Regions from separate parts of the Homo sapiens genome. Here all the other regions are linked to region 1. Evidence: read pairs that join two places in POLR2A ChIA-PET (ENCODE). Cell type or tissue: PC-3. All regions are shown on one strand. Links, peaks and the distances in the headings refer to the core of each region. The heading gives the core; the rest is flanking DNA.

What was found. ChIA-PET counts read pairs that join two places held together with the same protein. Peaks named below come from ENCODE experiments on the same cell type or tissue, not always from the same donor. Only the 100,000 strongest peaks of a DNase experiment are listed, where the experiment ranks them.
Region 2: POLR2A ChIA-PET joins it to region 1 with 5 read pairs; 5 of 35 experiments call an interaction of 5 or more read pairs at or near these places.
Region 3: POLR2A ChIA-PET joins it to region 1 with 6 read pairs; 8 of 35 experiments call an interaction of 5 or more read pairs at or near these places.

What each region holds. Positions count from the first base shown.
Region 1 is chr17:41,536,239-41,547,132 of GRCh38, forward strand. No RefSeq gene overlaps it. Among named protein-coding and RNA genes, the nearest start is that of LINC00974, 13 kb to the right of the region's middle. RefSeq lists an enhancer at 2,935-3,555. In PC-3, for the core only: no CTCF peak of the experiment used is centred there; a DNase peak (open chromatin) is centred at 4,893; H3K4me3 peaks cover 394 bases; H3K27ac peaks cover 3,403 bases.
Region 2 is chr17:41,413,126-41,424,019 of GRCh38, forward strand. KRT37 (keratin 37) reads right to left here. Exons shown (of 7, transcript NM_003770.5): 2 at 10,637-10,719; 3 at 9,653-9,809; 4 at 9,148-9,309; 5 at 8,944-9,069; 6 at 8,242-8,462; 7 at 7,422-7,861. The coding sequence ends at 7,753. Among named protein-coding and RNA genes, the nearest start is that of KRT37, 6.0 kb to the right of the region's middle. RefSeq lists a silencer at 7,992-8,286. In PC-3, for the core only: CTCF peaks have their summits at 4,577 (motif pointing right) and 4,795; DNase peaks (open chromatin) are centred at 4,766 and 8,166; H3K4me3 peaks cover 1,245 bases; H3K27ac peaks cover 4,070 bases.
Region 3 is chr17:40,917,538-40,928,431 of GRCh38, forward strand. KRT23 (keratin 23) reads right to left here. Exons shown (of 9, transcript NM_015515.5): 6 at 10,701-10,823; 7 at 7,817-8,037; 8 at 6,935-6,966; 9 at 5,163-5,546. The coding sequence ends at 5,452. It overlaps LOC105371777 (a long non-coding RNA gene), which reads left to right. Exons shown (of 3, transcript XR_934754.3): 2 at 692-828; 3 at 3,871-3,954. Among named protein-coding and RNA genes, the nearest start is that of KRT23, 15 kb to the right of the region's middle. In PC-3, for the core only: no CTCF peak of the experiment used is centred there; a DNase peak (open chromatin) is centred at 4,974; H3K27ac peaks cover 850 bases.

The DNA.
Region 1 (10,894 bases), core at 1,075-9,074:
GAGGGACAGCTGAGTCCTGCAAGGAATAGTCCCAGGTCCAGGGGCCAGCTTCCCCGAGGTGCCACATTCCACAGCCTGGGAAGACAGGGGCCTGCCTCCTCCTCACTCCCTCTCCCTGGAGGTGAGTACGTGAGCAGGCTCACGCTCACTCCACACAGGGAGGCCCCCCCACCGATCTTAGCCAGGGGTGTCTCTCTCAGCTTTTGTCCTGCCCTACTCAATTTGGGCCTCATTTGACGCCTCTGCCCCACTTCAAGCTGTGGCCCATTCCATCTGGACTGGGGCAAGGAGAGTGCCAGACACAGGACAGAGAGAAAGAAAATGTCCGGGTGCCTGCCCGGATTCCCAGCACCCAGGAGAGGGCACCTGGGTGCTTCCCTGCTGCCTTCTGGCTGACAAACTTCCCTCCCATCAGGATCCTGGTGGGCTGTGGTGGCGATGCTGCCTCCTTCAAGAACAGACTCTGGGCAGTCCCAGATGAGCAAGACCCCTCCACAGGCAAAATCTTTCCTTTCAAAACCCATCTGATCCCACGACTCCTGAGGGGAAGCTTCAGCTCTGTACTCCCCCTCACCTGGGAAGGTTCCCGTCCAGAAACTCAAATTGTCCTCCTCGGATGCAGGGGTCTTGGACACTGCAAGCATTTTCACTGAACACCCGCTGTATGCTGGAGGCCACCTCCACCCGGCGTTGGCCAGAGCATCCTCCCTGCCTACCTGCCCCCTCCCTTTACCTGGATGGCAGCCATGCCAGCTCCTCTCAGTTCCATTGGCATGGGTTTCTTCTCCCTGATATGTCCACCCTGACCCGCTCAGGCTGGGTCAGCATTCCCACCCCCACCCACTTGCCCAGCACTTACCACAGCTCTGTCTCCCCATCTAGACTTGGAGCTTCTGTATCTAGCCCCAGGGCTGACTCCAGCACTAGTAAACATTTAATGATTATTTGCCAGAACAGAGCCTTCTCCTGAAGCCCTTTTATTTTTTTTCATTTAACACCAATTATGGTCCACCTTCTGTGTGCCAGGCACCTTCTAGACTCTGGGCTTCAAGAGCAGGGCAGTCTAAAGCTGCCTGCCCTCCTGGGGCTTTCATCTGGGGTAGGGGGCAGAGTAGCAAAGCCAGGGAGGGGGTCAGCAGGGAAGGCCATTGAGGGGTGGTCAGGGAAGGCCTCTCTGAGGAGGTGACACATGAACAGAGACCTGAATGAGGCAAAGGAGCCCTCAGATCCCCAGGGAAGATTATTCCAAGCCAAGGGCACAGCAAAGCCAAAATCCCTAAGGAAGAGGGAGCTTGGTCTGTTCAGGCAACACCAAGAAGTCCCAGTGGTTAAGAGGGGTGAGCCAGAATGACAGTGTGCAGGAGATGAGCCCAGGGGAGGCCAGGACAGAGCACTCGGTGTCTGCGGTCTAATGGAGGCGCTGGCTTTTATCTTGAGAGTAATGGTGCTTTGAGCAGAGGAGCACTGGGACGCCCTCCCCACCCCTGGCTGCTCCCTGTGGAATAGACCGTGGGGCCCAAAGAGCTGGAGATCTAATAAGAGGCTCTAATGGAGTTCAGGTGAGAGACACTGGGGGCTTGTTCTGGGGAGACATCAGAGGACTTCAGGAACAGTGGCCTGGTGCAAGGGATATCCCGAGGGCAGAGCCAGCAGGTCAGGCTGACGATTCATGGGGAGGACAAGGGAAGGAGAGAATCTTGCATGGCTCCTGGTTGAGGTGTGAGCCTCCTATTTGCACTGAGGTCAGGAAGCTGGTCTGGGACGGTGGTTTATCTAATCCACCTCCAGGAAAGGAATCACACCGGGGCCCTCCTAGATCTGTGTTGGAACGCGTCCTGGCAGAATTAGGTTCTACTAACCAAGCAATGACTGTACCCCGATCTCTGCCAGCGCTGATGCCTGCTGAGGGAGGGGAAGGACAAGGGCTGTGTCCACCTGGGCCCTGCCTTCACAGACGGAGCCCACAGTTAGGGGTTGGTATGAAAGAGGCGACTTTCTTTTTTTTTTTTTTTTTTTTCTTTTTTTTTTTTGAGACAGAGTCTTACTCCATCACCCAAGCTGGAATGCAGTGGCGCAATCTTGGCTCAGTGCAACTTCTGCCTCTTGGGTTCAAGTGATTCTCCTGCCTCAGCCTCCTGAATAGCTGGGATTACAGGTGCCTGCCATCACACCTGGCTAATTTTTATATTGTTAGTAGAGGCAGCGTTTCACCATGTTGGCCAGGCTGGTCTCAAACTCCTGACCTCAAGTGATCCACCCACCTCAGCCTTCCAAACTGCTGGGATTACTGGCGTGAGCCACTGCGCCCAGCCAAGAGACAGATGATTTCTAATGAAGATCTGTGTTTTCTACATTTTCAAAAAAGCAGCAGTGAGCATGTCTCACCTCTAGCATGGGTTGAGGGGAGTGCTTATTATTTTCAATTCTGACTCATTCCAGGCTCCACTGGCTTTAGGCTGGCAAGCGGGGCCTTGCAGACTTGGGGGAGGGGTGGTCAGGTTAGTGAGTTTCTGGACCAGGTGAGCAGGGGGTTGGGGCAGAAGGGGCATTCCTAACAGCAGCTGGAAGGAGCTTCAGAGCTGCTCTGGAGACAGGATGCTGAGGCCCTGCTCATCCCGGCTCCAACCGGCTGCAGGATAAACATTCATCAGGCAGAAACCACAGAGAATCACATAGCGAGATGGGCTGCCAGGAGCTGGGAATACCAGGAATGCCCAGGCCTGGGGACTAAGGGGGAGATGAGGGAGAACGGGGGAGATCCCCTTTGCCCCAAGGAAGAGCAGCTGACGCCTGATCCCATGAGAGGGGCCTGGTATCTGAAGCGCTTTTTGAAGTCAGTTGAAAAGGAACACTATCCCACCTCAAAGACACACACACAGAGTATTAACAGAAGACAAAGCCTCACCGGCTCCCTTAGGCATCTCACGTGCATTCCAGGCAGGAACTACCCAGTGCCAGCATCAGCCCTCAGCAGGCTGCCCAATTACCAGCCCAAGGCCTACCAGCCGTGCCAGCACCAGGGAGGCACGGGGGATGCACCAAGGAACCACAGTGCCAGGAAGCATCTTCTGCCCTCCCCTGGCTCAGTCCTGCCAAGACCCTTCCCCCTCCAGTGGAATGTGCTGGAGTTGGAGAGGAAAGTGCTTCCTCCAAAGTCCTTGCCTGGGATTAGGGCTGGAGCCTGTGGGGATGAGAAGATCCACCAGAGATATCTGTCCTCGCTGAGTAAACATACAATGAGGACCTGGTACACAGAAACCGAACAAACACATCCCAACAGGGATATCCATGTCTGGGGCTTCAGAAGAAAGGGCTGGAGCATGGGGAGAAGAGAGGAGGCTTCACGAACCCCAAGTTTCCCATTCCTGCCATGTCCATGTTACCTCATCCTTATCCTCACCTTGACTGCTAAGAAACATAGTAAGCATCTTCTTGGCCGTGCACAGTGGCTCACACCTGTAATCCCAGCACTTTGGGAGGCCAAGGCAGGTGGATCACCTGAGGTCGGGAGTTCAAGACCAGCCTGACCAACATGGCGAAACCCCATCTCTACTAAAACTACAAAAATTAGCTGGGCATGGTGGTGAGTGCCTGTAATCCCAGCTACTAGGGAGGCTGAGGCAGGAAGAATTGCTTGAGCCTGGGAAGCAGAGCTTGCAGTGAGCCGAGATAGAGCCACTGCACTCCAGCCTGGGCAACAGAGCAAGACTCTGTCTCAAAAAAAAAAAGAAAAAGAAAAAGAAACATAATAAGCATCTAAAAGCCCAGCAAGATGATTTAGACAAAACTCCTACACTTGTAGGATGGGGGCATAGAAATCTTCTAGCCCAGAGATCTTCAAGCCTCGCCTGCTAAGCCCTAAGCAGAGAGGTGGGAGCTGAGCGGATCTGCTGTGACCACCCACACTCACACACACTTACACACCTCACACAGTATTCACACCTACTCACACATGCACACACATGCATACACATGCTCACACATACACTCACACACTCCCAGGCCTTCTCACACATGCATTCACACTGGTTTTATATACTCAGCTTTCTGTGAGATTTTGCTTCAGCAAAGATTCTCCCTCTTTTAAAGCCCAAACACGTGCTTCAGCCTACCTCCAGCAGTTTATATAGGTCAGAAAACTGAGAGAGAGTGGGGCCTCAGCCTGCCTAAAGTCCCACAGCTGGTGTCCTGCTCAGCAGAAACCAGCAGGCAGGTGCCCTGGAGCCAGGATGTCTGTCCCCAGGGGACGACCTGAGCTCGGGGAAGAGAAAGAGGTAAACACTGTAGGCTCCTGACAAAGGCAGGAGGCAGGCCAGGGTCAGAGGAGGGACATAGACCCGGGGCTGCTGGAGCTCAGATGGAGGGCACCCTGAGTGAGGGATCAAGGCCTGGGTAAGCAGGGAGGGCGCCCTGGAGGAGGGGGCCCTTCACAGCCCCAGGGTGAGCCACAGTAAATGGTGCCTAGAGTAAGGACATGGAGGTGGCGGATAGTGGGAAGTTCCAGTAAAAAAGAAATCTTATAAAAACAGGCTAAATGTATTGGCCTCTTCCTCTATGCCTAACTCTGTTCGAGTATGTGGCATCCATGAACTTGTTTAAATCATCGAAGCTCCCCTATGCTGTGGACACTGTCATCACTCCCATTTTGCCAACTAGGAAACTGAGAGCTACTTGCTTAAGCTGAGTTTGGTAAGGCACCGGGCTGGGATTTGAACTCACAAGGTCTGGGCCTGCACCTTGCGGTCTAACCACTGTGTCAAAGGAAAACCAGGGAGCAGAGGCTGCAGAGCTGGTTCGAATCAGACAACAAAGGGCCTAGCAGGTCAAGCCACTAGATTTGATTTTTTATTTTTTTCCTGCAGAAGCCAACAGTGATTGTTTGAGCCAGGAGATGATACATGCAAAGTACCAGGTGAGTCAGACAGCAGGTTTCCTGAGGCTGGAAACACAGGGCTATCACCCAGCTGGGTCAACAGCCCTGTCCCAGCACCCCCTCACTCCTTCCCTCTGCTGCCCCACCATCATCGCCTTATCACCTCAAGACCAAAGGACCACAGCCGCCTCCCCCAGAGCTGACCTACCCCGGCAACTCACCCCAGCACCAGGCTCATCTGTCTCAAGCCAGCTTTGATCAAATCCCTGCTCACAAATTCTCACAGTCAGCCTGTTCTTTACAGCAGCAACTCGCCATGTGGTCCTTCCACCCCCAGGACAGAACCCATGGAGAGGCGAGCCAGGGTTACTGAATCGAGTCTTTGTGGATGAACCTGCACCTTTAATAAGTCTGAATTTTTAATAAGTTCTCCAGGTGATTCTGAGGCTCACTATAGTGTGAGAACCACTAGCCTAACGCATGAGATCCATGAGATATGGGAGAGGCACAAAGATGGAGGGCCCCCTGAGTGAGGGAGCGAGGCCCGGGTAAGCTGAAAGTGGGTAAGCTGAAAGCAAGATAAAGTGGCTGAAAGAAGCCTAGCCGTGGGCCGTTTACCTGCTAACAGAGGAAGTCCACGTTAGCATAACTAAAAAGTAACACACCTAGTTTTCTGCTTTCTGTCTGGGTGACCCTGGGCACAGGTGATCAAAGCCTCACTTGGCACAGCTGCCAAATTGCCAAGAACTGTAAAGGTCTAAAATTTTACTCTTTTTGCAAGTTAAAAAGTTGTCCTGCCATAGTTTTATGGATGCTGGCAGAAGACACGAGACCCTGGGTCAGAGACAACGACTTTATTACTCATGGCACAGCAAGAAACTTGAGCTTTATGTTGCAAAGAGCTGTGGGTTCAAATCCCAGCTCTGTGCCTTACTAAACTAAGCTTAAGCAAGTAGCCCTCCACCCCAAGTACCATGAGGACAACACAAAGCTTGACTCGAGTGGATGCTACACTACATATACAATGGGTTTTGTATCACAGCTGAGGAGTTCCACACTTGGGGGAACCAAATTTTTTATAATGGGCTGCAAGAAAACCTGTTTGATCTTTGCTCCAGAGAGAAATATTGTTATTATTATACAGAACAGTAAAAAAAAAAAAAAAAAAAGCTGCCTCTTTTCCAGAGGAAGATGTCATCTCTGTCTTCCAAGGAAGTTTACTAGCACATCCTTGAAAAGGCAGACCAGAACAAAAGCTGTCAGTGCCTCTGATTGCAAGATGTGCAGAAATACAAGAGATCCACAGACAATTGCCTCCCCAAACAAATGGGTGTATCAATATTCATCTCTCTTGAAGGTAACAAGTTTTAAATCAGATAATGTGAGAGAAAGTTCGTGGAAAAATGAGGACAATTACAATATAAGGAGATAAGAACATGGAGGCAAATAACTAGAGTGAAAGTGGAAAGTAATAAACTGGGAACCTCTTGCAACACAATTTATGGAGACAATAAAGCAGGAAGATATTCTCAACCCTTATCACCGACCCAAGGTTAATATCTTTAATATATATAAAGGGCTCCTACAAATAACTAAGTAAGAAACCAAGAACCCTGCAGGAAAAAGGGCAAAGAATATGAGCAAACAGTTCCCAGAAAAGGAGCTACAAGTTGCATTTAGACTTATGAAAACGTTCAACCTTACTTGAGAAGAGAAATGCAAATTTAGAGTACCATGAAATCCCATGATTTACATGTCAGATTGGTAAAGATAAAAAGGTTTGCTGGCCGGGCGCTGTGGCTCACGCCTGTAATCCCAGCACTTCAGGAGACCAAGGTGGGCGGATCAAGAGGTCAAGAGCTCGAGACCATCCTGGCTAACAGGGTGAAACCCTGTCTCTACTAAAAATACAAGAAATAAGCCAGGCGTGGTGGTGGGTGCCTGTAGTCCCAGCTACTTGGGAAGCTGAGGCAGGAGAATGGCGGGAACTCAGGAGGCGGAGCTTGCAGTAAGCCGAGATGGCACCACTGCACTCCAGCCTGGGTGACAGAGCAAGACTCTGTCTCAAAATAAAATAAAGTAAAAAGGTTTGCTAAATTACTATTTGTTGGGAATATGGGGAACTGGACACACCACACATTGCTGGTAGTATAAGGTCTATGAACAGTCATTTCCAATATGTATCAAAATCTTAAGCCAGGTATGGTGGCATGCACCTGTAGTCCCAGCTACTCAGGAGGCTGAGGTGGGAAGATTGCTTGAGTCCAGGAGTTCAAGGCTGCAGTTAGCTGAGATTGTGCCACTGCACTCCAGCCTGGGAAACAGAGCAAGACCCTGTCTCAAAAAAAAATTTTTTTTAATATAATTCTTTGACCTATCAATTTCTTTCACAGGTGTTTATCTTTCAGACGTACTTCTGCACATGTGCCAAATGACATGAAGTACTAGGAGGCTCACTGCAGTATTATTTATAATAGCAAAAGACCAGAAATGCCTAAATGTTCATTATATGATACATACAATAAATACATATGATAAGTATGCAATAGAATACTGTGCCACCATCAAAAAGAATGAGTCAGCTCTGTATAGTATTGATAGGAAAGATGTTCAAAGTATTTTATTAAATGAAAATGTAAGATGGTACAGTAATATAGACAGTTTGCTATTATTTTTATGTGTGTGCCAGGGAAGAAGATATGCACATCTATGTTGGTAAATGCATTGGGTTCTTTAGAAGGATACACAAGCAAGTGAGATAGCAGGGGATGCTTCTGGGAACGGAGCTGGGAGACTGAATTCAAAGAACGGAGAGACTAATGTTTTGCTGAATATCCTTTGTACTTTTAAAATTTTGTACTGAATTATATATCTATCACTTCTTCCCAAATATATATATATTTATACTGAATTTTGCATGTATTTCTTCTTCCAAAATGTATATATATATAATGCATGTACTACTTCTTCCCAAATATATTTATATATATATAATATATAATGCAGAATTATATATTATATATAATACATAATATATATAACATGTAATAATTATGTATTACACATTATATAATATATTACATGTAATAATTATGTATTACACATTATATAATATATATTACATATATTTGGAAAGAATACATGCATTATATATATATTTGGGAAGAAATAATACATGCATAATTCAGTACAAAATTATATATCTGTAAAAAAACAAAACCTAACTTGGGCATTCAGATCTGCCAAGAAGTTTGAGGTGGTGCTGGGACCCCAGGCCTGGGCCCTGCAGGAGCTCACAGCCTCAGCCTCTCTGGATCTACTGGCTGCCGATGGGCACTCTGAGCAGTTTCTTGCTTTTCCCAAAGCCATGCCCAGGAAACACCATTCATTCCCTCATTCACTCGTGTGCTGTGCGTGGGCTCTGAGCCAGGCCCTATGCCACATGCAGAATTCAGAGACGAAACAGACTCAGGCCCAGCCCCCAACAAGCTCCCAGCAGATGGGAGAGGGGAGAATGGGGGAGGGAAAGATCTACACAAATAGCTACAAAAGAGAGGCCCAGCAGTATAGCGTAGCAGGCAAGATTAATCAGTGACCATGTAGCAAGGCAGTGACAGGCCTGGCCTTTGAAAAGAGCCACGCCTTGGGGTGAGAGCCACTCATTAGCCAGGCCCAGGTATTCACCTCCCTAAGCTCCAGTTTCCTCCCCTATAAAACATGGACCATAATCACACCAGTGTGGCATGTGGTTTAGAGCCCAGGCCTTGGAGCCAGGGTGGCCTGGGTTTGATTCACAGAGCCACCATTTTATTTCAAAGCCATGTCATGCAACGGCCGTTACCTCACCTGTCAGAACCTCAGTGTCCCCGCCTCTGAAATGAGGCTAATAACACCAACCTCAGAGGGCTTGTGGGGGAATAAATGAAAAATCAGGTGTGAAGCACAGTATCTGGCACTCCATAAAATCAAGAGCTATTACCAGCAACATGAAGGTTAAATGGCATGTGTCAGTCATCACCGCAGGGGACAACCACTCAGCAGGTGTGGGCTGGGAGGAGCTTTCTGTTCTGTTTTTTGGGTTTTTTGTTTGTTGAGATGGGGTCTTGCTCTGTCACCCAGGGTAGAGTGCAGTGGCGCAATCCTAGCTCATTGCAGCCTCAAACTCCTGGGCTCAAGTGATCCTCCTGCCTCAGCCTCCTCAGTAGCTAGGGCTACAAACATGCACTACCATGCCTGGGCCAATTTTTTTTTTAAGAGACCTGTTCTTGCTATGTTGCCCAGGCTGGTCTTGAACTCCTGGGCTTAAGCAATCTGCCTGCCTCGGCCTCCCAAAGTGCTGAGGTTACAGGTATGAGCCACCATACCTGGCCAGGTATGGGTTTTTATAAAAGATTTTGTGAGAGGATAGGCACAGTGGCTCACACCTATAATCTCAGCACTTTGGGAGGTCGAGGCAGGTAGACTGCTTGAGTCCAAGAGTTCAAGATCAGCCTAGGTAACATCTCTACAAAAAATGATCAGGGCATGGTGGTATGTGCCTGTAGTTCCAGCTACTCGGGAGGCTGAGGTGGAAGGATTACCTGAGCCCAGGAGGTTGAGGCTGCAGTGAGCCATGATCACACCACTGCACTCCAGCCTGGGTGACAGAGTGAGACCTTGTCTCAAAAAAAAAAAAAAAGATTTTTGTGGGAGTCGCTCACTGCTCCCTGTGCGGTGGGGTGGAGGGAAGGGGAAAGTGTTCTTCCAAAAAGCTGAGATTTGAAGAATGAGGAGTGGGAAGAAAAGGGCTCGGGTGGTGGGTGTTTCTGGCACAGGGAAAGCTGTGGGAAATGGCCTGGCCAGGTGAGACAATGCGGGGAGTTCAGGGAGGGAGCAGTTCAGTGTGTTGGAGGCGTAACACTGGGAGAGTTGGAGGCCTGGAGGCTGGGGAAGGCAGGGGAGGGGACAAGTGCTGCCTGCGGGCCTGTTGGCAGTGGGGGTGTGGGTGGATAAGAGACGGGCCAATGGAGGGCCTCACGGAGGGGACAACTGCGAGGGTCCGACTCACCATGCAGGTCCTGAATAAAGCCGTGCTGGGCCTGGAGAAGTGTGGGTCGGGGAGGGATGGACACTGAACAGCAAGGCTCACCTCACATCCAGGAGGCCCCCCGCCAGCCCCGCCATGCCACAGGCACTGACGGTTGCCACTAAGCCTCAGAGGCCAACTGCATTTATTTGGAAATGGAGCAAGGCACTGGCCATGTCCAGGCTGGCTTTCCAGCCCTGTCCCCCAAAATCACAGTCTTCCTGCAATTACTCACAGGTGCTGGCCAATAGTGCTTAGGTTCTCAAATGCCTGCTTCTACTCAGGCTATCCTATCCACCTGCAGGGTCCTTCCCCTCAGCCGTCACAGGTTGAAACTGTGCCTCTTCACCATTGCCTGGAGTAGACAGAATAATGGCCCTCCAAAGATACGCCAATCGGAACCTGTGAGCATGTACCTTCCATGGCAGAAAGAGACTTTGCAGATGTGATTACATTAAGGATCTTGGAATGGGGGTTGGGTTATCCTGGATTATCCGATTGAGTCCAAAGTAATCACAAGGGTCCTTGTAAGAGAGAGGCGAGATGGTCAAGGTCACAGAGAGGAGCTGGGACCATGGAAGCAGAGGTCAAAGTGAGGCACTTTGAAGGAGGAAGATCCCACAAGCCAAGGAAGGCAGGCAGCCCCTGGAGGCTGGAAGAGGCCAGGAGACAGACTCTCCCGTAGAGCCCCTAGAAAAAAAGCATTTCTGATGACACCTTGATTTTAGCCCATAAGGCCCATTTCAGATTTCTGACTTCCAGGCCTAGAAGATAGTAAGTTTGTGTTGTTTTAAGCCACTGAGTTTGCCACCACTTGTTACAGCAGCAACGTGGAACTCATACATCACCTCTTCCTTCAGGCCTTTGTGATCCCTGGCACTCGCTCTTCCTCCTCTGAGCCCCTCTGGTGCTTTACCTGACCCTCTCCCAGGCACTGTCCTCTTCCTATATGGGTG
Region 2 (10,894 bases), core at 1,765-9,764, 120 kb before region 1:
AGGCTAATTAAGGCAGGCAGTGATTAACACTTTATGGTGTCTGTTCTCAGGGCCTCACCCACCTTCCCAGGCATCTTTCCTTTCTATTGACCCTTTCACCAGACTGAGTCCCTCATCACCCTTGTTTACAGAAGATACGTACTCAAGAACTTTGATCTTTCATCTTTTGAAATATTTTTGCATTTCTTTGAAATGCATCTACCTTGATTATCCATTGCTTGGGAGACTCTAGAACAAAATTTAAATTTCCTTAATCTTCAGACACACTCAGAGCATCAGAACCTTTATGGCCTCCCCTATTTCTAAAACAAATAAGCCAGTGGCCATTTGTTCAATACACCCTGGAAAAGGGCAGCTAGCCAGCTTCCAGTCTATGCTAACAAAGATGCTAATTTGACCGCATTCCTAAGATGAATGAATTCACCACGAGGGCCCTTGAAGCAGCAAGTGTGTTTCAGCTGGCACTACAACATAGCATCTCCAGGACGAAAGGGACTTCAGGGTCCTCTAGTCTAGTACCCATTTGCATTAAATCCCTTCGATGACCTTCCTCCAACTAGTCATCTAGTCCACCATTTTCCAGGAGAGCTTACACCATCAGTTCCTGTGGCTTACAAACAGCTTCCCAGGCTTTGTGCAAGACACTGGTATCCAGAAAATTAACAGCAGCTAGCTCAGCCTTAAGGCACTCACATTATAGAGAATTTTTAGAAAGTCTTCACAAATCTACCTTCGTGTTACCTCTCCCTATAGCTTTTGTTGGGTCATTCATTCATTCATTCAACAAATAGCTATGAAGTACCTACTCTGTGCCAACCAGGGGCTGAGCTGGAGGCTAGTAATACATTGGCAAGTAAGTCAGAGAGTTGGCCCTTTAGTTCATTTACTCTCCAGTTCTCCCCCATGGTGTCCCATACAGGATAAATCTAATCATTCTGCCATATTCTCAGCTCTTTGTGGCAGATGTGAGATTTCTTACTCCTGGTTCTGCATTCAGCATGGTTCAAAGTCCCCTTGCCATCCCAGGAATGTTTCCCTGGACATGCTCCATGATGTAACAGTTACTATCACTCTTAAGTGCGGGCTGTACAGTGGGATTTCTGATTAGTTTAGATTGAAAGGCTGCCAGTAGATGGCCAGAAAACCTTCTTGCCCAGGACTTTTGTGTAAACCATGCTGGAGCCACTGGCTATTCAGCCATGACAACCAGCCAGCCACCAGTTGGTCCCATATACAGTCAATGAGACGCATGGGGACCCTTCTCTGTAACTCTATACAGATGTGGGTGATATTCTCCAAGGCATGATTTGCCTTATCCTGGTGACTTACTCTGAATGTCTGATATTCCTGAACTCCTGTTATACCAAAGCCCTTCTCAAGGGGATGGGGGATGCAGAGATGAAAAGGAGAAATTTCCACCCTCAAAAAGCTGAGAGCAGAAAAAGAGGTCACGTAACTCAGTGGAGGGAGAAGTGACTGGAGCTTAGAGATATAGAGGGGCCATCAAAGACACTTTGTCTGGAACTTAAGATTGGGAAGACTTGGATGGGCAGGAAAGATGGGAGACAGTTTTCCAGAAAAAGAGGATGAACAGGCCAGGCGCAGTGGCTCGCGCCTGTAATCCTAGCACTTTGGGAAGCCGAGGCAAGCGGATCACGAGATCAAGGATCGAGACCATCCTGGCCAACATGGTGAAACCCCATCTCTACTAAAAATACAAAAATTTGCTGGGTGTGGTGGCACACGCCTGTAGTCCCAGATACTCGGGAGGTTGAGGCAGGAGAATTGCTTGAACCTGGGAGGTGGAGGTTGCAGTGAGCCGAGATCGAGCCACTGTGCTCCAGCCTGGGTGACAAAAAAAAAAAGAGGATGAACACAAGAAAACACTCAGAAGCAGAAGTGGGCTCAAGAGAACTGGGTACAACTTCAGAAATGCAACAGCCAACAACAGGCCTGTCCCAAGTACTGGACCCCCAAAGAAATGAGTTTGAATGACACAAAATGTCAACCCAAAGAGCCAAATTGCATTTCTGAAGCCTGTAAGAGTGAAGTTTGTACTCCTCTATGCTAAAAATATTGTCTGCTTCTATTTTCATAACATCTCCACCAGTGGTCAAACTTTAACCAGCATCAGAATCACCCAGAGGGCTTGCAAAAAATGCAGGTTTTCAGGCCCCACACCACAGTTTCTGATTCAAGCGGTCTGGGGTCAGGCCAGGGAGTCTGCATTTCTAACAAGTTCCCACATGACACTGATGCTGCTGGTCTGGGGACCACCCTTGGAAGACGGAATCACTGCTCCATAGCAATAGACAAGTTTTGTGGTGACTTCATCCTAGGTGAATGAAGCACCAGGTCACAAAACAGGATTTGATGAATTCAAGAGGAGCCAGTGTTTGGATTACTGTACTTCAAATCAGTTAGCATGCAGTTTTCTCCAATGTAATAAGCAAGTTCTGTTTGTTTTCCTAGTTTGCTCTTCTTTGCTGAGGTTTGTTTTAGGAGGATATCTAGGATGAAGGAGAGAGGAGAGACAAAAAGGAAAATATGCACACTGTGTTGCTTATGCCTGTGGGGAAGAGGCCAGTCCACGCGAAAAACAATGTTCATAAAGGACAGATAAAGGTCACATGAAGTAATATCTATTGACATCTATTATGTGAAGGGAACCGAGCTTGGCACTTGGTATACAATATTTTACTTAATTCTCTCTCACACATTCACAAATCTATACACGCAAATTAGATAGACACCTACTATGTGCGGCCTACTGTGTTATTATTTGACCACCTACTATGTGCCACCAAGTATTATACCATATGCTTCCCATATAGTTGTGTCTTTTCATCCTTATAACCACACTACAAAGCAGTTACAAGTATCCCACTGTAGAGTAAAGAAAACAAAGCTCAGAGCAGTTAGGGATGTTGTCTGAACTCACCAAGTTGGAATGAAAAGTATGGGCCTTGAAATGTCAGCCCAGGTCTGCCTGACCCTGAAGCCCAAGTTCTTTCTGCTCTGCCCAGTGACCCAGAAAGGGCCAGATAGTGGACTCTGGACTGAACACAAGGCCAACACTCCTAGACGCCAGCTGTCCAACTGGATTTATTCAACAAATAGCTATGAAGTTCCTGCTCTGGGCCACACAACTTGCCTGAAGAGCTAGAAACAGAACAGAGTCCTCTGGAGGTTTTTGAGCAGATGAAAGAGAGAATCAAAGGAGAAATTTTAGAAAATTAATCCAGTGCCTGTCAACCTAAAATAATCAAAAGGCTCAGGATCTGGTTAAAAAGAGTTTTTTCAAGCATGGCATGTGAGAGCCGTCTTCTGGGGACACACGAACACCGAAGAATGGCAATCAGTACTCCCAGTGCAGGGGGAAAATGAAGATCACTTATATAGGCAAAAATAGAGGTGCTGAACAGAATTACGACGTTTTCCACACAAAGGCTAGTGTACAGATGTAAGATCTGATTGACCGCTATTGATTACACTCTCATGGGGTTGCTTAACATTCTATTGTAAAAAGGTAGCAGTCACAAGGGCCTCCTTCTCCAATGTCATTTACTCTAGGTTTGAATACAGACAAGGGAGTCTGGTTACTATGCAACATGTCAACACACAAGTCAGGAAGCAACTGTCTTTGCAGGAGAGAAGAAGAACAGCTATATCGCATGACCCAGTTTCCAAGGCTTAATTTTTCACTTCGGCATAATAAATTTAGAAAGCCCTGACATTTCATTTTCTTTTTTGTTTGTTTATTTGTTTTGTTTTTGTTGTTGTTATTGTTTTAGACGGAGTCTCGCTCTGTCGCCCAGGCTGGAGTGCAGTGGCGTGATCTCAGCTCACTACAACCTCCGCCTCCCGGGTTCAAGTGATTCTCCTGCCTCCGCCTCTGGCGTAGTTGGGATTACAGGCATGTGCCACCATGCTTGGCTGATTTTGTATTTTTAGTAGAGACGAGGTTTCACCATGTTGGTCAGGCTGGTCTCAAACTCCTGACCTCAGATGATCCACCTGCCTCGGCCTCCCAAAGTGCTAGGATTACACGCGTGAACCACTGCGCCCGGCCCCATTTTCCTTTTACCACTGCCCAGTGTGCACCCTGGAGTGGGAACACTCCATCTTCATTTCGTATGCTCTCTAGCATGCAATACAGTGCCTTGTACATAATATTTACTCAATAAATAGAACACAAAAGAGTGAAGGGCTGGTGGTGTGTGCAGAACAAACCTGGCACAGAAGAGAGCAGGAGGAGGCTCTTACAAGAATCCAGGCAGGATGTGATGGAACCCAAAACCAGCCACCAGCAGTGCTGAAGTAAAGGAAGGCACAAAGGACATAGATGCTGCAGAAGGACTCTACAAGACAGGGAGAATTACTGTATATGGGGTCAAAGGAGGAAGAGAAACCGAAAGTGGCCCCAAGGTCACCCCCAAGTTCCTAGGACAATTGTGTGCTTCAAGGGAGCTGAGAAGTCAAAGGAAAGAGCTGGCTAGAGCGGGAGAAGCTGCATTCAAGTTTGGAGAGGATGAGTGTGAAATATAGCTACCTGGGACTGGCCACTAGGGGGTCACAGACAAAGGCCTGGGGCCAGGGCAGAGCAGCCTGGGTCACTGAGAAACCCTCCTCCTCAGAAGCTAAAACGTATTACACCTGGCAGGCAGGTAAAGCAGGTAAGCTTAGCCCAGGGGCTCATACTTGAATAGGAACGGTGATTCTAACTGGGAGAGTCTGTGTATCACCCCCTAGCCCCAGTGGGGAGGTGATGTTTGGAATATCTAAAACAGATGGCAGGGAAGTTATTTTAGTTAGAGGAAGTGTCATTTGAAAACAAGCATAACCTGTATTTGAAATGAGCTGTCTTTTAGTCATGATACGAGTTTGGTATTTACATTTTTGAAAGTTAAAACATTAAGTGAGAAGGCAAGATATCTTTACATTTATTAAGTGGGAAGGCATGGTTATGAAACACTGAATTAGGTAGAAAAAAGATACATTAAAAATGGTTTAATTTAAACAGGCTGAGAACTTCATGAGCTTCAAGCTGAGCTCATGAAGATTATAAGTGGCCATGAGAACAGATGAAATTGATTTTGTTCTTGGTCAGGAAGACAAAGAGAAGATGCTGGGGGGAAGGAGGGGAGGGTGGGGCACACACCATCAGCCTTAGGTATCACATATCATCGTCTACAAAAAAACTATCCAAATAAAAAATGCTCCTGTTCAGGAAAGTCCAGAAATTCACTTCAATCTTCTTGGCTTCCCAGTGTAGACAGTGGTGGGAGCAGGAGTGGGCCCTTCCCCAGAGCTCTCTCGGTGACTGCAGTGTCCACCCCAGCAGCCTGTAGCTGTTTACCCTTTCTCCTTTCCACTTTGCTGGAATTTGTGAGAAATGGCATTTGGTGTCAAAAAATACATAAGTGCATGGGCCTCATGAGCCGCAACTGATGTTACCACGTGAAGGCTGGGAAGAAATATCACACATCAGCCCACAGGCAGTGCAGGATTGGTGAACTGAAGAGGGACGGGCTAAGCACTAGGTGGCTCAGAACCAGATGTGGCCCCCAGCCAAGGGAGCAGAAGCCTCAGGAGAAGGAAAATAAGAGACACCTGGTTGCAGTTATTGTGGCCAAAGCAAAGCCTATTGTGCCACATTCAGGGCTATATCCATCCAGTCGGTGAGAGTATGTGAGGCAGAGAGGCCAGGGACAGGCACAGAATGTCCAGGCGGGAGAATCACTTGCAAGAAAAGATGTCTGGGATTTGGTACCAGAGGGAGCCCTAAGCTCTCAGGCTAGGATAACGAATGTGAGTAAAACCCCAGGGTCCAGGTGTCCTGACTGCACTGGTTACCCACCTGCCAGCCTCTAGCCTTCATTTTCTATGTACCTGAGTGGCACCTCCTGTCACACCTAGCCATGGGACCTCATAGGTAGAGCTTGTTAAGGGTGTGACCTGGCCAAGAAAGGTGGGGACAGGTCGGATCTCCACAACCCCATCACACTGAGGGTCAGGGAGGGTCATGGCCACTTCTTAAAACATGACTCTTGTGGGTTCCTCATTAGAAGAGCCCACCAAACAGTCTTGTCCTCTGACAGCCCAATGAATGCTTTTTTGGATTCAGTTAGGCTACTTGGAGTGAGAAACAGGCCTAATGACAACAGAAGATGGCTTTTATTATTGCATGTACATGAACAAGGAATATGGCCAAACTTTCCAGCCACCAACGTAGAATCTAGGGCCCCGATGCTGAGAGTGGGTTCTGCTACTATCTCTTCAGCTCCTTTTTCTCTCTGGGAGGAAGAGATTGTACCTGCTGGTTCCTAGGGAGCCCCAATAAACCAATATCCACTGAACACCTTCTAGATGCCAGGAACATTAGATGCATTACCCCTCAACCACAGTGAGAGGGAAATACAACTATCCTACTTCCACAAACAAGGAATAGGTCTCAAGAGAATGCAGTGACCTGGCCAACTTCACTCAGCAAGGTGGGTTCAAATCCCACTTCAGAGTCACCAAGGTGGGATTTGAACCCAAGTTTCCCTGACCCTAGAGAAGATCCACCTCCACCACACTATGCCACCATGAAGAAGGACCAGTTTTTCATTGCTCTTTGCACCAGGGCACATGGACAAGCTGAGACCCAAGAGTTTCATTCTTCTGGACACACTTGGTGCTTGCCGTAAACTGACTAGCATGGCGTGGGAGGCAGCAGCCTCTCTGGGCTGCTCCTCCACCTGCTTATAACTGCATCTGGCTGTGAACCACCTTGGCCAGTGCCAAAGCCACATCTGAGAGGCAGGCAGGGACTTGGAGTGCTCTGATGGCAGCGGCAGCCCTCACCGCCAGCACCTCCAAGACAGCAGCAGAATAGACAACAGAAACATCAGTGGCAGCATCTCTCTAGAGAAAACTAAAGCCTAGAAGTGCCCCAGGACCAAGACCCCAGTCTCCAGTGCCCAATCTGGGCCTCTGCATTTGGGAGAGTGGGCGAGAATTCCATGGCTCCATGAAAGGGGCCAACTGGAGTGAGAGGAAAAACTTGGCAACTTGGCTCAGACAATTCTCAACACGACCTTCCTTTGACGATATTAGAATGCTAAGTGATGTGATTTTGCTCTTGGACAAAATAACAAGAGGCTGAAGATGCCAAAAGCATGGTAGGGACATGTTAGCTCTGAGCTGTTCTGAAAGAATTCAAACTTGGCAACTGGCATCACTTCCTTCCACCAGTCTATAGGGATCCCTGGGAAAGGTGAATACACATCCAACATCAGGAAGGGACCTTCATCCAGAGGCCCCAGAGCACCCCAGGGAGCTCCTGGAAGCAAGATGTCAGAGCCAGTGAGGACACAGGACCTGACGACCAGGACTCTCCGACATCTCACATACAACCAACACCGGGGAGACAGCACTTGGTGCAGGAAGGAGGTTTATTGACCATTTAATGCAGGGAACCCAGTTACATTTTTGGAGATTCTGAAACACTGGAATAGAACTAAAAGTACCAAGAAGAGACACCAGGAAAAATAATTGCTTTCATGGAAGATAATTACAACATTTTAGCAACAACAAAAAATACAGCTTAGAGGCATAGGCAGGGAGCCACTCCTTGGAAGTATCTGCTACCGGTTGATTTAGGGAAAATGCCTCAGTGAGTCTAGTCTTGAAGGAAGACTGGGCAAGGTGAGGGCACTCCTGACCCCAGTGCAACCAGCCTCAATCTCCTAACTCGGGCCTTCAGAATCATCTCCCCATGCTGGCTCCATGGCCAGAGGGAGACCCACCGGTGACAGGGCCACAGCTTGGACAAGAAGTACAGGAGGCAGGCGTGGAACAGGGATTGCAGGGGAGTCTGCAGGGAGAGAAAGAAGAGTTACATTAAAAAGATGTCTCAGTGATTGATGGACAAGGGTAAGATCAGGGTGAAGGCTGGGCCTGCCACCAACAAGGCACACAGACCAGAGAATCTATACCAACAGTTCTCTCATCTGTGTCTTTCTACATCCAGGAATCCTTGGGGAAGATTTGGCTTAGGGACCTGGCTATCATTTAGAGAACATTTTCTCAATAATCCAGTCTGCACAGACCAGGAGAGGTTAATGAGTCACTGAGCAAGAGAGCACAGGAAGGCTTGTTTGTTAAGATGATATCTTCTGCAAGCACTTCCATTACCTCTGAGGAATTGCCTGACAGTCATGTGTGTGGCTTAGGAATTGCCCAGATCACACGTACTTGCAGTCCTCGCTCTCCAGAAGGTTCCGGTATGTGGCAATCTCGTTCTCCAACCGGGCCTTCACGTCCAGCAGCACCTGGTACTCCTGGTTCTGCCGCTCCAGGTCGGCCCGGATCTCAGACAACTGCTCTTCCAAGTTGCTAATGAGGCTCTGCATCTGGGCCAGCTCTGTGCCGTAGCGGTCCTCCGCTTCACACAGGGAGTTCTGCAGACAGTCCTTCTGTAATGGGAAATAATGGGGTAAGAGATCCAGGTGCCCCAAAACTCAGCAGTGAAAATCATGACCAAACTCATCACACATAGGGCAAATTCCAAAATGTCATAGGACATTCTCAGAGCTCTGGAGAAATCACTGTCAACATGACCATGACTTCTCTCTCATGCACACAAATCTAACTTAAGGAACTGTCATGTTCATCCCTGTATCCCCAGTGCTTGACAAAAAGCAGGCACCTCGTAAAATCTTGTGGAGTGAGTGCCTGAACTTCCGCACTGTGTTGTAAAGGAAGTGGACTTGATTTTCTGAAGAAACCATTTCCCTGGGTCACACTGAACTTGACAGCAAGACGTCTCCATCGGGTATAGAGGACCCCAGATCTTGACTTAATGTTGAAGGAACTGATTTGTGAGACTTTAAGAGATGCTACTACCAGGACATGGCATGGGGCATTTGCAGTGCAGTGAGGGTGAAGGACACGTACCAAGGTGTGCTGGGCTTGGCGCTCCACCTCCAGGGCATTCACCGTGCATCTCAGCTCCAGGATCTCCGACTGGCAGCACTGCAGCTCCTCGGAGCAGGACATGGCCTGCAGGCTGATGCCTTCAGACTGGAGCACAGAGAAACACAGTCACCTCCCTGCTCAGATGGAGGCCAGGTACTCCCTGGCTCTGTAACCCCCACTCACCTGGGCTTGGAACCACTGTTCCACATCCTGGTGGTTGGTCTCCACCATGGCCTCGTACTGAGCCCGCATCTCCCCCAACACCCTGTTCAGGTCAATGGTGGGCTCAATGTCCAGCTCGATCCGGAACTTCTCCCCCAGCTGACTCCTCAGAATCTTTACTTCCTGCAGAAATGGAAGCGATAGACAGCCTGCGTAAGGAAACGGCCTTTGATGGAGCAGACAGCACCAGGACTCCGTCCCTGGCAAGCAGTAGGAGGGGAGTCCCACACATAAGCAAATGGGAAAGTCTTGTCCAGAGTGCATTTGGGAGAGCCCACCTGGACACCTTCCTCATGCCCAAGGCAAGTCTGCACTTTCCACAGAGGCCCTCTGGACCCTCAGACCCACCTCAGCCCTGCATCCTTAGGCCAGCTGAGCCCAGGCAATGCTCTGAGAGCCCCAGGGCCGGGGAGCTCCCCTGTCTGCCCAGCGCCCTCCCCAGGAGTCTGAGCAGCCAGGGCCACACCTGCTCGTGGTTGCTCTTGAGGGAGAGCTGCTCCTCCTTCAGGGACTCCTGCTGGGCCTCCAGGTCGGCCTTGGCCAGGGTCGCGTCATCCAGGAGCTTCTGCGTCCCGCACTTGTCCGCCTCCACCAGCTGGTGAAGGGAGCGCTCACTCTCCAGCCTTCCGTCACAGGAGGCACAGGGTCAAAAAGAATGCCCCAATAGCCCCTCTCAGCTGCCCTGGCTTCCTACCTCCCACACCACCTTGGATCCTTATTTGTTCACGTGGGCAGTATACACTATTCTCAACCCTGCAGCGACACGGTTTGTAGTCAGGACATTATGCCCATTGACCAGATGGAAGACTGAGGCTCAGAAACAAAACACGAGTTGTTCAGAATTCCATGCCCAGTTAATAGTAAATGCATGGACTCATCCTAAGTGTTCTGACTTCAAATGCAGCATTTATTCTGCCATAATAGGAGTCATTTGGCCAGGAAAAAGAATGGCTAAAAATAAGCCTCTGGACCTTCAGTTTGCTGCTTTTCCTCTTGGATTCATTATTTCTCGTTGTTTTCTTGCTTTTCCCCTTCATTCAAGCACAACTCTAGCTACCAAGGAGCTTCAATGACAATTCCTCCAGCTGATGGATTTGGCCAAGAGTCAGAGAGTCTAGCAACAACCTATGCATTGACAGTTTATTTTTGTGATGACTCAATTTTACTTCTGATTGAAAAGCAAAATCCTCTTATCTTCTAGATATGGGAGAAAGTGACATAGGTTCTAACCAATCTAGACTACAGCCCTTCTTTTTCTTTCAATGCTTATATTCTCTTTCCTCCTATATAATGACCATTTCTAGCAACAGGCTAATTTAAGGTGTGGAGAGAAATATTCTTCTAGTCAAAAACTGTTTTTGAACACCTACAATATAGACTGAGTAATGGGGCGGGCCCTTGGAAATACAGCAGGAGAGAAGTCACACTGACCCTCCTCATCCTGACTTACTTGATCCTAAAGTCATCAGCAGCCAGCTTCGCGTTGTCAATTTGTACAATCAGCCTGGCATTCTCAGCCTTGCTGCACAGGATCTGAGGAAAACGGAAAGACGGTTCACACACAAAGCACCATACTCTAAGCTCCCACTCCATGTGTGGTATTTACGCTCATGTCCAAGAGAAACCAAGAACCCAAAGCTCTCTGGACCTTATGCAGATTCCTCCTGCGAAGGCTTCTGCCTTCTCAGACCCAGCATGCCCAGGCGAT
Region 3 (10,894 bases), core at 1,334-9,333, 620 kb before region 1:
ATGGACATTTTTTCATATTGGTTCCAGCTTAGAGAGTGCATAAGTTATTTTGGCTTTTCAGTAGTTCATACATTTATAATTGTTATTTTTAATTTGCTATGAATTAAAAAATATGGTATGTTTTCTTCAATTCTGATGTTTTTATATGTTGAAGATGCTGGAATGGATAGGAATGAGACCTGAGTCCCAGGAGGGCTTGGATAACTTTTCTAGTCTTTTGATTCCTTATCTCTCACATAAGAAGTTTCAATCAGTTGATTTCTATGTTTACTTTTAATGCTGATATTTTTGATTTCAAATTACATGTAATGCCCTAATTAACTATTTAGAGAAATATAAAATGTGCATTTGGGAAATACTAAAATAATCTGATATTTCTTTAAGGAAAAAAATTGCTTCTTTATTCCTTAAATTAATTTTTTAGTCACTTGGCTTAGAGATGTTTTCTTGATGGGTCTCTTATTTGCATACATTACTATTTTACTTTGCTTTGACAAAAATCTAAGAGGTAAAAGAAATGAGGAGTCTAAAATAACACACAAATTTCCATAAGAGAAACTTACTACAGGAACCTAACACTTTGGAAAAATATTTGATTAAGTACCTGGAAGAATTTTGCTAGACTTAGGTGGAAGTATGCTTGCAGAATTTTGTAAAATACTTTTCTGATTTCCTTGTCTTTTTTTTCCAGACAGATCTTGCTGTGTTGCTCAGCTGAAGTATGGTGTTGTGATCAAAACTCACTGCAGCCTGGAACTCCTGGGCTCAAGACATCCTCCTGCCTTGGCTCCCGAGTAGCTGGGACCACAGGTGCAAGCCTCTGCACTGGTGAATTTTTAAACTTTTTATATAGACGAAGTCTCATTATGTTGCCTAGGCTAGTCTCAAACTCCTGGCCTCAAGTGAACCTCCTGCCTCAGCCTCCCAAAGTGCTGGGACCGCAGGTGCGTGCCACTGTGCCTGGCCACTAAAATACTTTTGTAAGTGAAGTATTTGTCTCAATTCTAAGTTTTAATTCAGCTGTATTTCCTGGAAGCAGTTCTCTACAATTCTGTAAAATGAAACTCTAATCACTAGTGCTTGGGGATTACGTCCTTTTTTTTTCATTAGTTGTCATTAATTCCTGTTGGGAGTATTGAAAAATTAGTAATATGGGAAACATACAAACAGATCAAAAAAGCACTCATCTGAAGGTACCAGTGTAAGTTCACAAACTTGGCTGTACATTATAATTATTTGGGACTCTTTAAAACAAATTGATGGCTGGGTCCCAACCTCCACAAGTACTTTTTTTTTTTTTTTTTTTTTTTTTTTAATACAGAGTCTGGCTCTGTTGCTCAGGCTAGAGTGCAGTGGCACAATCTTGCAGTCGCGGCTCACTGCAACCTCTGCCTCCTGGGTTTAAGTGAGTTTCATGCCTCAGCCTCCTGAGTAGCTGGGATTACAGATGCCCACCACCACACCGGGTAATTTTTGTATTTTTGGTGGAGATGGGGTTTCATATTGGCCAGGCTGGTCTCATGCTCCTGATCTCAAGTGATCCGCCCACTTCAGCCTCCCAAAGTGTTGGGATTACAGGCGTGAGCCATCATGCCCGGCCAAAAGTCTTGATTTAATTATTCTAGAGTGTGGCCTGGCATTAGAATTTTCTCACCCCCTCCAGGTGATCCTGATGTGAGCCAAGTTTGAGAACCCCTGCACTAAAGAAACGTCCTCGGGTCTCCTTCTGTTCCCCACCTTTTGCTGCCAGAATTCGAGTCCTTACTCCTTGCTAGACTTTATGACCTCTTCCCTCCACATACTGTTGCTACATTCCTTTAATAATGAATTTTTATGTTTAGTTCCCGATTTACACATCATCAGCAGGGTAGGTGTGTAAAAATAATAGTGAAGACATGAGTCTATAAAGGTGTGCATTTGATTGGATTAACAGTATTAGATGGATCTATCTATCCACTCCACCATTTTATGACACTGTGGGCAAATATGTTAACATAAATCCTAAATTCCAAAGTGATACATTATACTTCTCCGGATTAGCCATCGGTTTGTTTAGTTGGATTTTGGGTTATAGAATGATAATTGCTATTTATTCAAAGTGTTTCTGGAATGAAAACAATAGAACTTATTGCCACCTCCTTTATGTGGGTTGGGTGTATGTTGGTCAAATTCAAATACAAACAAAATCTTCTTTGGTTGGTAATTCACCTGAATGCATAGGCATTAATTGGTTTGTAATGGGCATTTTGAAACATTTTTACGCTGATTTAAGTGTGGGGGAAGATTATTCTGTGTTACCTAGAGCCCAAAATCATGCAATTGTCTCTTTATTCAGGCAAATGGTTTCATTTCTCTCTTCTTTCCTCTCCTTAGTGAAACAGAGGCAATTTATTGATAGGGTGATCAGCCACCCCAGTTTGCCTGGGACTAATGAGTTTCTGGGCACACTGGGATGAATTGGTCACCTTAATTGATACAGCGAAAATTAATAAGACTTTAAAGATATTTTAGGTCCTTGCATGAAAAATTATTCATATGTTATGATTTACATTACCAAATCATATATAAACTATGATTGTAAATGGAAGGTTTGTGATTGTTTTCTGGATTTGGTATTACAACTTTCTTTTCAGCTTGTCATATTATTTTTAGATATTCCTCAAAATATTTTTCTAGCAGTATTAAAAAATTCACCTTGAGAAAAATAGCATATTTTATGCACATTTTCTAGATTTCAGGAAACAGATAATGTCCAAAACAGCAGAATTAGTTGGTGCTAAAATAGAGAAAAAAAATCATTTTTAGATCTGCTTGGAGACTATAATAACTAGTAACATAAAGAAGTTCTCTTAGTAAAATGAAATAGAAAAAGAGAACCTAATAAAGTCTAATATGAATCCATTCTTGACCCAAATAACAACAAAAGTCACCATATACGGCCAGGTGTGGTGGCTGACGCCTGTAATCCCAGCACTTTGGGAGGCCCAGGTGGGTGGATCACCTGAAGTCAGGAGTGCGAGACCAGCCTGACCAACATGGTGAAACCCGGTCTCTACTAAAAAATACAAAAATTAGATGCGCACAGTGGTGGGCGCCTGTAATCCCACCTACTTGGGAGGCTGAGGCAGTAGAATTGCTTCAGCCCGAAAGGCGGAGGTTGCAGTGAACTGAGATGGCACCATTGCACTCCAGCTTGGGTGATAGAGCAAGACTCCGTCTCAAAAAAAAAAGTCACCACATACAAATGCTGCACAAAGAAAACTTAGTGAAGATGTTTGTGTACTGGTTATTTTTGAGTCTCTTTGAAATAGTAAAGATAAATTATTAATTTTACATCAGAGAGTTAATGTATTTAGTTAAACCAATAGTACACTTTTGCTAGGGTGTGGTTATTCTGTTTTTATTTTTTTTCTTTTTTCTTTTTCTTTTCTTTTTTTTTTTTTTTGGCATTAAAGATCAGAAACACCAATTGTTGCCTTAAAGGGAAGATGAATCCAATTTTAACAGATGCTCAGTTCAGGAAATATCAAAAGCTACCCTTTACAAAGGAGTATTAAACATAGAGACAAAAAAATATGCAGGGCATTGCCAATGTATCAGATGACAATGGGACTAAATCACACCCATTTTTGGTTTAACAGCTGTTAAATGAGTCAAGAGACCTGGATCTAGATCCAGCTGCACCGATCCAGTGAGTGTCTGGGTAAATGCCTTCACTGCTCTGGGCCTCTGTTGATTTGTCTGTAAAATGGGAGATTTTGACTATCCTGTGTCTACAGTCTCTTAAATTGTTAATATCCTATAATTCCATGTGCAGTATTCTGACGATGTCTTAGTGGATATGTGGATTTCCCCCTTCCTTTTCTCCAGCAGTGCTCCTCTGCAGCAACCTCAGAACAGTGGCCCACACTCCTAGAATTTGAGAAAATGGCATCTTCTTCAGAGGACAGAGGTTCGTAGTCTCAGTGGTTTATTCACCTGCTACAGCTCAGCATGTGATGTGGTTTTGCTGTGTCCCCACCCAATTGTCATCTTGAATTGCAGCTCCCATAATTCCTATGTGTTGTGGGAGGGACCTGGTGGGAGGTAATTGAATCATGAGGGTCTTTCCCGTGTGCTGGTCTCCTGATAGTGAATAAGTCTCACAAGATCTGATGTTTTTTTTTTTTTTTTTTTTTTTTTGAGACAGAGTCTCACTCTTGTCACCCAGGCTGGAGTGCAGTGGTGCGATCTTGGCTCACTGCAACCTAAGCCTCCTGGGTTCAAGCAATTCTCCTGTCTCAGCCTCCCAGGTAGCTGGCATTACAAGCACCCACCACCATGCCCAGCTAATTTTTCGATTTTAGTAGAGACGGGGTTTCACCATATTGGCCAGGCTGGTCTCGAACTCCTGACCTCAGGTGATCCACCCACCTCGGCCTCCCAAAGTGCTGGGATTACAGGCGTGAGCCACTGTGCCTGGCCGAGATCTGATGGTTTTATAAAGAGGAGTTCCCCTGCACAAGCACTCTTGCCTGCTGCCATGTAAGACGTGTCTTGCTTCCCCTTTGCCCTCCATCATGATTGTGAGGCCTCCCCAGCCATGTCCACATGTGAGTCAATTAAACCTCATTCCTTTATAAATTACCCAGTCTCGGGTATGTCTTTATACCCGAGCATGAGAACAGACTAATATGGCATGATACTCTGGATCCTAGTATTTGCAATTTGAATTTTGGATGAGTTACTTCCCCTTTTAGAGCCATAGTATCTGTCTGTAATGAGAATTTTTTTCCCTTAATCTCCTTTTCTAGCTTAGAGTAGCCTAAAAGAGAGTTACTCTTTTAGGCCTTTCAGCTTTTTTCCTTTTTAAAAGTGAGATAGCATACTTTTTGGTCATCTCACACTCCCAGTGAGGCTTTCTGGGCCTCCCTTTCTCTGTTTCCTCCCTTCCCTTCCTACTGGCAGAAGTGTGGATTGTGGAGAGCCTCATGACCCATGACTCATGCCTAGGTTGCCTGGCTACAGGGTGACAATTCTGCCCAGTGTCTGGCTGCCGTGAACATGTCTGATGTCTGGAGATTTCTCTGGATCTTCCATGGACGATGTTCTGAGAACCCCTTGTTAGGATGAAACCCTGAGGTGCTGTCTTGCCTTATGATATTAAAAAAAGACACGATGCAGCTAGTGCGGAGTTTTATTGGCTACAAAATAGATGCAAAATGATGAGAATCTGAAGGCTGCAGTAGGAAAGTAGAGCTTTACCCTCATAAACTCGCACTTTGATTAGAAAAGTGCAATATATTAAGAGCATTATGAGAAGTCTGGTGAGACTGTTACAGAAAAAAAAAATAAAAGTTTCTGAGTCTGATAATTCCAAGGGTATCTTTTAGAACTCACTCACTGGTGTCTGTGCAAGGACTTTCCTTGGGGGAAAATAGATTTTACAACAGGCGGAAACTTTCATTGGTCTCATGCGTGCTTTTGGATTTCATTCACTTGACAAAGAACTAATCTTCCGTTGATGGTCTCCTGGGTTATGGCCTTGATCTTTGGAGTTGCAGACACTGAGAAAAAGAGCATGGAAGATGTCACTGCCATGCTTCTTCCACCATCTGAACTGTACTCATTTTCATTTCTCTGCTGTCAGCCCCTGAAGGCTCTCAGTGCCTTCCAAATGATCACTAAGCAATGAGGTGGGCTCTGCTGCTGGGAAAAGGGATTTCCCAAAGGAGGGATTTTCTCCCACTCTCCAGGAAATGAGGATCTCTGAACAGTGTCACCTTCTGGAGGTGAAGACCTTCATCATAGGTGTGCCTCATATGGAACCTAGTCTCTGACCACAAGCACTTGAGGAGTTCTTTCTCTGCCTGTGGGCTTTGTAGCACTGCACAGATTCCTTGAGCTTACAGAGCACTTAGTGCTATTCAGGGTACCTCATTTTAAAGTCTAGAAAGCATGCCACATGAGGAATGGGTGAGAAGCCAAGGATGCTTACCATGGCTGTTTTCAAATATATAACTTATTTGAATAAGTGCCTGTTGAAACATCAATAAAGCAATTCTAGACCATAGGGAAGAATTGAAATCATTAATAAATTTACAAGGGAGAATTTTGTTAAATTAAAACCTCTCCATTGGGACCATCCCATCAAGTATGGGTTCCCCATCCTAAGACATGTGTGAAGAGAGTCTCAAAGACCCTTGTCTTATTTTGTAGATGGGTAGCAGTGAGACCAGCTGTCCTGTGATGATTACTCCAACTGATTCTTTGAATCTCCAATGCCTTAGAATAGGTTTATCACAAACTAATCAGAAAGTGCCACTTGTCCCAGACTACAGTCTCCTGCAACTTTTCTGTGAGATATTAAAGGTAATCTGAGAAAGCATGTTTCCAGGTCAAAGATGTTTGGGAATACTGGGCTAAACAAAGTTAAACTTTTGTTGTTTCTACCTCTTTCTTGTTCCTTTTCTCCTTCAAAGCAGTACCTGTTCCATCTTTAATACACTGAACTGCAACAGGACTGTCCAAGAAGAGGATCATGGCACACAGTATTTCTAACCTTATCTGGCCATAGAACACAGTGTTCGTAATACACTATTCAAATCTCATGGAACACGAGTGTTCAACAGAATCATCTGAGAAATGAAATCATGAAATCATTGCCTCTTAGTTTTCTAGGGGTTTAGTAAACTGACTCCATTACTTAATAGAGACATAATACTATTAATTATCATTTTAATTTTCTTTACTGCTTGCTTTTACCTATATTGAGGACAATAATGAGAGCTTACATCATTTTGTATTAGCTAATTTGTTCATTGAAGATTCCTGACCCAGGACATTTTGAACCCAGGACATTTGGGAGTACATTAAGGATTATGACTACTACAAAATGGATAACCATGCTAATTCCTTAAAAACAGAGATTCAAACAATGAAGGAAATTTTTTACCTTTCATGCTCGACTTTGATTCTTCCCGTGTCCTATAAAAGTGATAAAGGTTAAAGCTCACTTTAGTATTAGCAACAATCATAACAACTTCTCAGGATGAACTAACTTCCTTCGCTTGCTTGTAAATCCTCTGCTCTTTAATGAGGATAATTGTCTGAGCTTAGTAGTCTCAAGGTCATGGGTTCACGGGAGAACCCGTCTGGATACAGAAGGCATTGGGTACCGCCTCCTGCTAACCCTGGAGTCAGGGGAAGTCCACCAACCATCCCCTCCTTTCAGCTGCAAGCTTGGTTTTCTCTAGGATCCCTGCCAGGGTCTGGGTCTCAAGCCTGAGACCCCTGAGCTTCTCAGGCTGTTCAAAGTTTGGTCTAGTGATGTTTTATTTATGTATTTTTATAAAACTTCTATCCCTTCCTTTCGGATCATAGAATATATATGCCCTTTATATGGCCAGCTGTTGTTATTTCCTGGGGTGGCCAGAAATATCAGATTGAAAGTCTAGACATCTCTAGCTCATATGCATCTTTTTTTTTTTTTCTCTTTTGCTGGTGGACTAACACATTCCCCCTGCCTTCTTTTTTTTGGAGCCAAAATTGTGTGCATTCCTACTGGGAAACACAGTGGCCAAATCCTTTTGAATTGTTTCCTTCTAGAGACTTTAACTCTTCTGACTGCAAATCTTAGTGTCCTGTGAGTATTAGTTGATTAATTATACTTGCTGCTTAGTGAAATACAGCCAGCTATAGGTATCTTCTGGAGTAGCTCAACACAACTTTTCTCTTGCTAGAGTGACTCTTGCTAACAGAACCCAAAGATGCACACATATACCCACAGGAGCTGGAGGTCCCTCGCATGCTCCTCTCGTGCCAGCCTTTGCCTTACCCTTCACTCTCTCCCTCCAGGAGCCGTCGGTACGTGGTGATTTCCTTCTCCAGGTGGGTTTTGATGCCCAGCAGCACTTGGTATTCATTGTTCTGCCGCTCCAGTTCATGGCGTAGCTGCGTCAGTTCCTCCTCATAGTGGGAGATGATCTCTTGCATGTCCTGGAGCTTGCAGGAGTACCGAGACTGGGTCTCGGATAACATGTTTTCCAAAGCAGATTTCTGAAAGAGGAAATGATCTTCTGTTAATTAACTGATGGCTTGATTGAGTCAATAACAGGTGATTGTTGAGTACTTAGCAGATGTCGACCAGTTGGCTAGGTGTCTTGGTAGCTGCTGAGGACACCAAGATGAGAAGTAGGCTGACTTACAGGTTTGGGACTTGGGCAGTCAGGAGTTGAGCAGTGTTAGGACTTTTGAAGTCCATTGCCTTGCTCTGAACTGTTGTTTAACTCCTTTCATTTTATCTTTGACCTGATTGAAAACTCCCAAAGAGCGACAGCAACTGGGACTGCTATCTCTTTGTATCTTCGGAGAAGGGTCTCAATTAGGGATGCCAGATAAAATAGAGAACATCTAGTTAAATTTGAATTTCAGATGAGTAATGAGTAATTTTTTAGTGTAACTATGTCCAAAATATTGCTCCAGTATTGCATGGGACATGCAAAAAAAATTGCTTTTTATTTGAAATTCCAACTAAACTGAGTATTCTATATTTTAATTTGGTAAATCTGGCAACCCTAGTCTCAAGCAATGCTTTTTGATTATGACGATGGTAAAAAAAAAAAATGTCATTTTTTGAGGAAATTCTAACAGCTGCCAAATGAAGTTTCTGGGCTAGAATATGGAGGATTGAGTTCAAGTCCCAGTTCTGTTTGCATGTAACACCTGCTTTTCTGAAGCGCATAATTTTAACCTTAAAGAGAATCTCCTAACTGTGCTGGATACTCTCCCTTTATCGTGGCTGCTAATTTTCAGGGGGCCGTTCATGCTGCCTGGCGGTTAAAGCACATTTCCCTGGTCAGCCAGTCTCCTACTCTCCCAGGAGGTTATTTTGTTCCCTCTCCTCTGTCCTTGCCATCCTTCCTCGGAGTCCATGGCCTCGCTTCCTAATTTTGTTGATGAAATGAAAGCAATCGGGAGAGACCGCCCACTGCTCCCTACATTGCTCCCAGGCACATACTTGAATCTGCATCTGGGTGCTGGCTTCCCTCTGTTCTTTTGTGTGAGCTGTCTGTGCTCCAGTCATCTCGGCAGTTGCCCGCCTTCTTGCGTTATCAATATTCTCTCTGGATTATTCCCACCAGCTTTCAAATAGAATAATTTTTCCTACCTTAAAATATATCTTTCTTAAACCCATATCTACCTTCAGCTATCATCCAATTTCTCTGCTCTCCTTCAGCTACAGCAAAGCTCCTCAAAGAGTTGTCTATGCCTGCTGTTCCTCTTGAGACCCCTCCAAGGTAGCCTACAAAGCCCTACACTGTCTGGTTCTGTTGGGACTCCGCGGCCTCACCCTGTCTTCCTCCCTCTTCCCCTCCCTTCCCCTCCTCTTCTCTCCTTTCTTCTTCCCTTCATTCACTCACTGTAGCCACATGGACTTCCCTGCTGCTCCTCCAACTCATCAGACACACTTGTGCCTTGTCGCTTTTGCACTTGCTGTTCCCTCCTCTTGGAACACATCCCATCACCACATCAAGCACCTCCTTACCTCTTTGCTCACTGCCACTCTAACAGGAAAACCTTTCCTGACCACCTTGTTTAAGATAGCAGCTCTTCACCCTGGTGCATCTGCCCTCCTCCTCTGCTTCATCTCTGTAGCAATTTTCTCCATCTAACATATATTTTGATGATTTGCACATTTATTATCTGTCACTCCTACTAGAATATAAACTCCTTCATTAAAAAATCCTCAGTGCTAAGGATTGGTGTCAGATAGTAGAATGCATGAAAATGGGTATACATGCCTCGCCTGTTTCACAGGGCCATTGTGAAATACTGTATGTTAAAACGTTTTGAAAGTTGCACTATAATTATTTTTGTACTCATGATCTCTACGTGCACATTTGCAGTGTCTGTTCACCATCACGGATGCATAAAACACAGCAGTCATTTACCCAAGTGCACCTGCAACATAAATGAACAAATCATTGCCTCTCAAGACTGAGGGTAGAATCGCACTTGGCAATTATATGGATGAATGATTAGAAGACTCAATAGGGTATACTGGGAATCAAATGATAGACCTTCATAAATTTTGAATGCTTATGACCATGCTAAGCATTTTTCTAAACTGTGAAGATGATAGAAATGACTTGGACACAAGAACTTAGAGTTTTCTGGGTGATAAGACATATACATAAATGAATAGGGCAGTGCTTTGGAGTTAGCCAGGCCTGGATCTGCCACCTACCATGTTGGCACTGGAATTTCTCTACATTGGGGTTTGAGGGGGGTAGCCTGGTTGTAAGTGGAGAGGGCACTGATAGAAATTATGGGGGTCTAGAATCCCCCTTCCTCCAAATAAATCATATGGTTTCATCACCAGTTACTTACTAGCTGTGTGACCTTGGCCAATTTATTTTACTGTTGGAGTTTTGGTTTCCTCATCTCTAAAATGGGGACACTAAGACCTATCTGGGAAGGTTACTGTAAGGATTAATGACATTTAATATCATGAACTACTTAGCACAATGCCTGGCACCATCGGGACACTCAATACATGGTAGCCCTTTATTATGGTTCTCATCATAAACAATTTGGATGGAAAGTGGAAAGTGAGAGTTGTCCCAAGGGAGTTGAGGGTCAGGGCCTGGGAGAGAGGTCTCAGAAGGCTTCGTGAAGGAGGTGGTGTGGGATTCACGGTTTTCCTAGCCTTGACTCACCGTGCTGTACTGTGTCTGCAGGTCAATCTCCAGGGCCTGGAATGTGCGCTTCAGTTCGTGGATGTCACCTTGTCTGCTCTGCACAGTGGCTGGACTGGCTGCCTCCTGGGACATGGCTGCAGACTGTGGGACCAAGCAAGGCAAAGGCGTCAGCATTGGGACCTCATGGAAATGCAACCTTTGGGAAGTTTGTG